Regions from separate parts of the Homo sapiens genome. Here region 2 is linked to region 1. Evidence: read pairs that join two places in POLR2A ChIA-PET (ENCODE). Cell type or tissue: GM12878. All regions are shown on one strand.

Region 1 (4,000 bases):
TTGTCTTTAAATGTATTTAAATTAATTAAAATTAAAATAGTCACATGTCACCAGCGGCAACTGTATCAGCCAGTAGAGCCCCTGAGGATGGAGGAGCAATGGTTTGGAAGGAACATGGATCTTAGAATGCCCAGTGGAGCAGAGATTCTCCACCTAAATGGATTACTTATCTCAGAACAGTTGAGTGAGAGAAAAACAAGGCAATGTTTTAGGACAGTTAGGAAGATAGTATCAATAGTATGACATAATGGGTATATCAGGGACTTGGGGCTCACCTTTTGAGTTCAAATCCTAGCCCTACCACTTAATAACTGTATGGCCTTGGGCAAATGACTTCATTTCCGTGTGCCCCAGAATTCTCCTCACTGCACTGGGGACACTGAGTCCACGTATCACCTGGGTTTGTTGTGAGAATCAAATGAAGTAATAAATGTAAAACACTTAGAATATGGCATCCCCATTTGTTAGCTACTGTGATGACATTTGAGGTCTCTGTTACAGCATCTTAGCTTTGCACGAATGCACCTGGCTTTGCATCACGGCTCCCACATCTACCACTCGGGTGCCATTTGTTTTCTCAGGTTCTTGGGGGTGATGCGAGTGAAGTACTGAGTGCTGTGTCTGGCCCCCATCAAGCACTCAATGTTGGTAGTCACCCTTATATAAAGTGTCATGTTGTCATATCAGTATCTGTTTGGATGTCTCCCTTGGAGGTGTCTCTAGGATAGGGACTGTCATTTCTCTTTTTGTTCTTCATTGATTAGCACAGTGAAGGTACTCGGTACATGGTTACTGAATGATTGGCTGATTGCATAAATAACTCTTCTAGTGTTAGTTTACCTGAAAACCCAATACTGTACCTATTGAGGCTTCTGAGGTGTCCCCTGGCCATCAAATCCCTATGGTACTCTAACAGCAGCATGGCCAAACAAAGGCATTCTGTCCCTGCTGCCCAGATCCTTCCTCACCCTTTACCTTTGCAACACTGAGCGGAACGGCTCTTCACGGGGATGGCCACTCACCCAGGCATCATTAGGAAAGGTGAGGGGGTGTTTTTCGGTGTCACAACACCTGGATAACTGTGTTCTCCAGCTTCCTCTTGCTGCTGTAGCAAATTACTGCAAATGCAGTGGCTTAAACAACACACACTCAGTCCATAAATTCTGAAGGTGAGAACTCTGAAGTGAGTGTCATGGGACTAAAATCAAGCTGTTTGCAAAGCTGCACTCCTTCTGGGGGCTGCGGGGAGAATTGGCTTCCTGCCTTTCCCAGCTTCTGGGAGCTGCTGCATTCCTTGGCTCCCGGCCCCTCCTCCATCCACAAAGCTAGAAATCCCATCACTCTAGCCTCTCCTTCTGTCCTCACATCTCTCTCTCTCTCTCTGACTTTGCCTCTCCTGCCTTCCCCTTGCTTTCTAAGGGTCCTTGGCATGTTGTGTTACATTGTGCCCACCTGCATAATCCAAAATAACCTCCTGATGTGGTTTGGCTATGGCCCTACCCAAATCTCATGTCAAATTTTAACCCCCATATGTTAAGGGAAGAACCTGGTATGAAGTGATTGGATCATGGGGGCAGATTTTCCCCTTGCTGGTCTCATTGATAGTGAGTGAGTGAGTTCTCACAAGATCTGATGGTTTAAAAGTGTGTAGCCCTTCCCCCTCCCTCTCTCTCTCCTGCCACCATGTGAAGATGGTCCTTGCATCCCCTTCACCTTCTACCATGAGTGTAAGTTTCCTAAGGCCTCCAAGTCATGCTTCGTGTCAAGCCTGCAGAACCATGAGCCCGTTAAACCTCTTTTCTTCACAAATTACCTAGTCTCAGGCAGTTCTTTACAGCGGTGTGAAGACAGACGACTACACCTCCTTATTGTAAAGTCGACTGATTACAACCTTAATCCCACTCAGTGCCTTAACTGTCCTGGCCATGGAACCCAACACACTCACAGGCTCTGAAGAGAAGGACATCTTTGCTGGCTGGTAGGGAGGGATTCTTCTGCCCACCAAAGTAACTCTGTGGGCACAGGGTAGGTTGGAGCCTGGGGACACCACACACCATGAGACACTCCTACACAACAGAGTGTACCCCTCAAATGCCAATAGTGCCCTCTTGAGAAATGCAGCTGGAGTCCCACTACTCTAAGCTGCTTTGTGTGTGGTGAGGAATAAAAGGACAGGGGAGCTTTGCTTTTCATCTCAAGTTTCCCTCTAAATCTGTAATTGCAGCCTCCAAAAAAGAAAGAGAAACCAACTTCTCTTGCTTCTTGTAAGAGGAAGAGAAAGAGAAATGAGAGAGACACCTGTGCAGGTACTCAGAGACCAGTGCAGCCCTTCTCCCATGCAGAGACCAGAAGCTCAGCTTACAATTACCAGCCTTCCTGCATGAGTGTGCAGGTAAGGAGGCCCCACCTGTCAGAAGCAGTCCTGCAGGACATTGACTTGAAATTGAGCCCAGTGGGGGAAAGGTGGGTGCCTGTGTCCTCCATACTGATGATGCAGACCAGAGTCGGGAGACAGAGCTTGAGAGTCACAGGTGGCTTCCACATGTTCACCCATGTCTGCTGCAGAGATCTAGGCTTCTCTAGCAAGGCATAAAAGGGGCTGCAGGTAACTAGAGCTGTGTCCAAGGTGTCCAGAGGTTTCCAAGCACTTAGTTCTTTGCACTCAGTTGCTCTCTGCGACTCCAGTTGTTAGACATTCATACTGAATGCTCAAAGATACAAGGTCCCCCCAGAAGACATCGACAGGATGGCACCTACTTCTGCACCTGTACCCACTGGCATCTGTAAGAAACACAGAATGGAGAATTGGAGAACTGGAGGCTATGATAAATGACATCAGTCAACCCCTCATTACACGTATGAGAAAATGGATGAAAAGTATACCCAGGAAAAAGAAAAACTGATAAGCCATGAAGAAACAAGAAGACTTTCAACAAAATTATTTGTATTTGTCACCTTTTGCTGTGACCACAAACAGCCTGAACATGTCAATGGCTTGCACCAAGATCTCTTCTGTCTTGTTTTGAGACATGAAGTGAAGACAGGGGCAGGGTCGGCTGGACCTGCTTGGTTTAGCTTGGGTTGGCGTAACTCATGTCTTCTCATCCAGAACCCAGGCTGGAAGGACAGCCACCTTCTGAAATGCACTGATTCTGTGGTGAGACAAGTGAGGAAGCCTAGGCCAGGCCCCAAGTTCACATGCAAAGGCTCTGCTCAGCCATGGCCAGTGTCTGGCCACTCACACTCTGATGGATGAACAGCCCATTTCACATGGTCCAGCACAAGCCTGTGTGGTGGGAGGATGCTTTTCCCAAGAGCTGAACCAGTGGGAAACGCAGCGCTAAGAGTCACCCAGCATCCTGCGCATGGAGGAGCAAGGGTTGGGAGCGATAACCCAATAGATTGCTCACTGCTGCAAGATCAGCCCGGGGATTCCATCCACCCCTTCCCCCGGACCCTCCACTCTGGTTAATTCCCCCTCAGCTGGAAGAACCCACCCCCAGTTCACCCGGGAGAGTCCCACGTGCCCTGGTCCTGCCCAGGTCTCATCCTGTGGAGCATTCAACCCAGATGGAAGCAGCCCCGGTTCTATAACACACAGTGCAGTCTTCCCGCCCTAAGACCCCTGCGGTGGCACACAGGAAGCGCAGATTCTGATGTCTGCTGGCACATGTTACACATAACACATAACACATAACATAGGTATGTCTGCCTCGTAGCTGATAGACTCTTCTGGTCAGCAGGGATGGGGGGTGGGCCATTTATGAGATCACATCCTATCTACAGAGGACATTCTTGCACAGCCCCGAGGCAGCACAAGGCAGGGGAGGCAGGGGGTACTGGAGCCTCTGTTTGTCACCTGCAGTGAGGACAGCTACGGCAGGAAGCTCAGCTTCTCCAATCCTCCATGTTCTCCTCTGAAAACTGGCTCGAGGCCACGTAGCAAGGTGCCCTGAGGATTGCAGATGAGCGGGGAGTGTGGATTCACACTCCTCCTGCT
Region 2 (4,000 bases), 440 kb after region 1:
AAAATTCTGAAAATGAGCCCCTGAAGGAGGGAAGATGGGAGATGAAAGATGCTGGAAGAGAACAGAATGGGGCCAAGACGCTCCAGGAGAGCACCGGGGGAATCCCAGTTGCTCTTGGGTTTCACTTCCAAGGGCAAAACGATGATGACAAATTGCTTTCTGAGAATCCATCCCTCTTGCAGGGACTTTCAGCCAGAGACTTGTCCATAATGGGCTCTGCATCATGTCAGAGCCCTAAACCATAATTAAACACCATTGCATTTATTAGAGTCCTCATGATGTTACCTTAGATTCTTCCCCACAAGGGCAAACCCCCTAGTGTTGATGTCAATGTTCTATGGGATTCTCCTGGTGTTAGATGATTACAGTATCACGGAAACGTGAGGCTGCATCTGCTAAGTAACGTTTCACTCCTGTGTATCACAGAGGTTCTTCTCTAAGCCCCACCCACAGGAGAGCCAGACCTCTGCATCACAGATCACATGGAGAAACTGAAACAAATGCTGACTCTCGGGAGGTGATGATAGGACTCGTTTCCTTATCATTTTTTCAGAGCCCCAGAAGTTTACAATGATAAAAACAAGAGCATTTCATGAAACAGCATGCAAAAGCCCATGCATGCTGTCTATTTTTATATAAATCAGCAGAAGATAAAGAGCTTGTCTTGATTCATGCTGTTCCTCCAGGGAATGTTTTGCAAAAAGGCAAAAAAAAAAAAAAATCAGGGAGAAGAGCGAAGCCTATAAATACAATTGGAAAGGAAAATAAAAACAACTCACTAAACGTTGAGTTTGACGAAAACATAACAAAACCAAGGAACATTTTTATGTTTTTTTCCTTTCAGTTTTACTTTTGATCATGTTTCTTCCTGAGGTTTTATGAATATATACATCAAGTGGGAGAGATAAAAACCCCAAATAACTGTAGAATGATGAGAATGTAGGAAAGAGAATGTAGGCCCTTTTATTCCATGTTATTTTTCTCAGAAAAATGACAGTTCAACCTTTCCCCTTCTGATTGTCACTGGAAAGCAGTTTTCATCTGAAATGAAATGAGTGAGGATCATGAGTTTGCCTGTATGTCTTATATGAAGCCAGCGCTGTAGTGTCCTCACTTACAAACCCGTGTTTCAAGTTTACCCCTCAATTCCTGAAAGTCTGAAATTTTAGAGGGACAAAGGAAAATTAAGAATTAAGCTAAAAAGAGTTAAATTGTGGTTAACAAACATTTCTGTAAAAGGGGCGGAAAGTAAATATTTTCTGCACCGTGGGCCACAATTCAACCCAGCTCTGCCATCGTAGCCCAAAAGCAGCAAGAGACGAGATGCAAGCAGAGGGGGCAGCTGTGTTCTAATACACTTCATGCATATGCACATGTCAATTTCACATAATTTTCACATGTCACAAAATGTTAACATTCTTTTGATTTTTTTTTTCAACCATTTAACAGTGTAAGAATGATTCTTAGCTCATGGGTTCTATAAAAACAGGTGACAGCTGGATTTGACCCATGGGCCATACTTTACTGACCTTTGTACTAAATCATGCTCTCGACCCAATTTACCTTTAAAGTTGTTCTGATGAACATATTTCAACATTCAAAAATGGTATGTGGATTCATCTGTTTTACTGAATACTTTTACTTTTGATTACTGATCTCTGTCTTGGTTAAAGATGCCAAAAACTTAGGCATGACTCATCAGGTGTTCTACCGTGACCTTGGCTCCCAGGCCAGGGAGGATGGCATAAATAGGGTCAGATGGCATGTTGTCGTGGAAACCATAATGATAGCAGCTACTAATGAAGCAGAACTGACTGTGTGTCTGGAACTGTTTGAAGGGCTTTAGAACACTAGCCCAGCTAGTCAACACGATGAACCTAGGAGAAAGGTGCTAACATTCTCATTGTGGACATAGAGAAACTGAGGCACAGGAGGCTGACTGACCTACTCAAGATGATGTACAGTCCAAGTGAGAGCATCTGCTCCCACACTCGGTTGGGCCAATCCAGGCACCACACTGACTCATTCCACTACAGAAAGGAGAGTTCTCCCCTGCCAACGACTCATCCTGAGAGAGCAGAGCAATGAAGTGAAACTGGGATGAAAATCATGAGCAATGAAATGAAATGAAACTTGTAGAGCTGCTTAATTTAAGAGTAAACAAATTCTGCCTTAAATGCCAAGGCTCCTGGCAAGTGACAGAAACCCAACATTGACTAACTGAAGCTCGCCTAAGTGGGACGACCAAGGTGAGTGTCCCAAGAGCTGAGCCCAGAGACTAAAGCACTGTCCTCAGGATGCCCCCTCCATCCCTTGCCACCTCATGTCTCTGCCATCTCCATTCTGCTTTTCAGGTCAGTCTCATTGTTCCTCACTACAATGAAACAATGTTCAGGTGGTAAAAGTTGCTTCTGACAGCCCTACCCTAGAAGCTGGTAGGTCAAATCATGAGAGTAAGCTCGCCTTCCCATCCAACTCCAGGGAAAAGTCCAGGGAGCTGCTCCAGTGACCTCCCAGTGGTGGTCAAATGCCCTCCGAGAGTGAGTGCTATGGGTGCTCTGGTGCTATTTCCTCAGCCTGTTATGAACTCAACACAATACCAGGGAGAGGTAACTGCCAGTCCCACGGACAAATGGATTAGGAAGAGAATTCCCCAAAGAAGGGACCCAGGCACGCTAGAGCCAGAGAGGATGGGCTCCTCAGTTGGTGTGACTGAACTCCAGGGAGCCCAGAGTAAGAAAGGACCCTTGGCACCCTCCAGGAGACCCCAGATAAGCCCATAACAAAACTTCATTATATTTCAGCTCATTAAACTGGCTCAAAGAGAACCAAAATGACAGCAAATGGGTTTTTCCCTAGCATTAGAATCATTGTATGAAGTGGTTCTGGCTAAGCTCTAGCGCACAGGTTTTCAGGTAGACTTTCCATAATCAGATACATGTACACACGGACACTCGCATGTGCACACGGGCATGCACACACATGCATGCACCATGCACACACACACATGCACGCACACACAGACACACATGCATGCACCATGCACGCATGCATGCACACACAGACACACACCTGCATGCACCATGCACACATGCATGCACACACACACATGCATGCACCATGCACACACATGCACGCACAGACACACACATGCACGCATCATGCACACACAAGCACGCACACACACACTCACACATGCACGCACCATGCACACACGCATGCACACATACACACGTGCACGCACCATGCACACACATGCACACACACACACAGACACTCATGTACGCACCATGTGCACACACACGCATGCACATGCAGGCACACTCACACATGCATGCACCATGCATGCACACATGCACACGCACACACAGACACATTCTTACACATGCATGCACCATGCAAACACACATGCACGCACACACAGGCACACTCTCACACGTGCACGCACCATGCACACACACATGCACGCACATACAGGCACACTCTCACACGTGCACACACCATGCACACACAGGCACACTCTCACACTTGCATGCACCATGCACACACACATGCATGCACATACAGGAACACTCTCACATGCACCACCATGCACACACACATGCATGCACACACAGGCACATTCATGCACACACAGCTTGCACAGTGTCTGAGTCATAACAAAATAGGCTATGTCTTGAAATCTCAGTGGCTTAATACAGCAACAATTGCTTCCTCACTTGCATAGACAGAAGACTCTGGGAGCTTCCATCTTGTGACTCCATACACTCAACACATAATTCCTTGATCTCCAAGGCAAGAAAATTATGCCCACTGTCTTTGAACTTCCATTTGCCAGCAAGGGCAGGTTTACACACCTCCCCCCAACCCCATAACATGACAAAATGGTAAAATGATATGCACACACCTCAGACGATGAAACACCCTTTGCCATCATTTTGTTCTCTTTGAGCCAGTTTTCAATGAGCTGAAATGCAATTAAATATTGTTGCAGGCTCAT

Evidence for each region. ChIA-PET counts read pairs that join two places held together with the same protein. Peaks named below come from ENCODE experiments on the same cell type or tissue, not always from the same donor. Only the 100,000 strongest peaks of a DNase experiment are listed, where the experiment ranks them.
Region 2: POLR2A ChIA-PET joins it to region 1 with 6 read pairs; 2 of 35 experiments call an interaction of 5 or more read pairs at or near these places.

The regions. Positions count from the first base shown.
Region 1 is chr5:6,391,483-6,395,482 of GRCh38, forward strand. No RefSeq gene overlaps it. Among named protein-coding and RNA genes, the nearest start is that of MED10, 15 kb to the left of the region's middle. In GM12878, no CTCF peak of the experiment used is centred here; no DNase peak of the experiment used is centred here.
Region 2 is chr5:6,827,562-6,831,561 of GRCh38, forward strand. It overlaps MIR4278 (microRNA 4278), which reads right to left and starts at 360; the gene lies at 292-360. It overlaps LOC105374641 (a long non-coding RNA gene), which reads left to right and starts at 2,202. Exons shown (of 3, transcript XR_925740.3): 1 at 2,202-2,249. RefSeq lists enhancers at 420-569, 2,767-3,268. In GM12878, no CTCF peak of the experiment used is centred here; DNase peaks (open chromatin) are centred at 480 and 2,100; H3K4me3 peaks cover 1,746 bases; H3K27ac peaks cover 530 bases.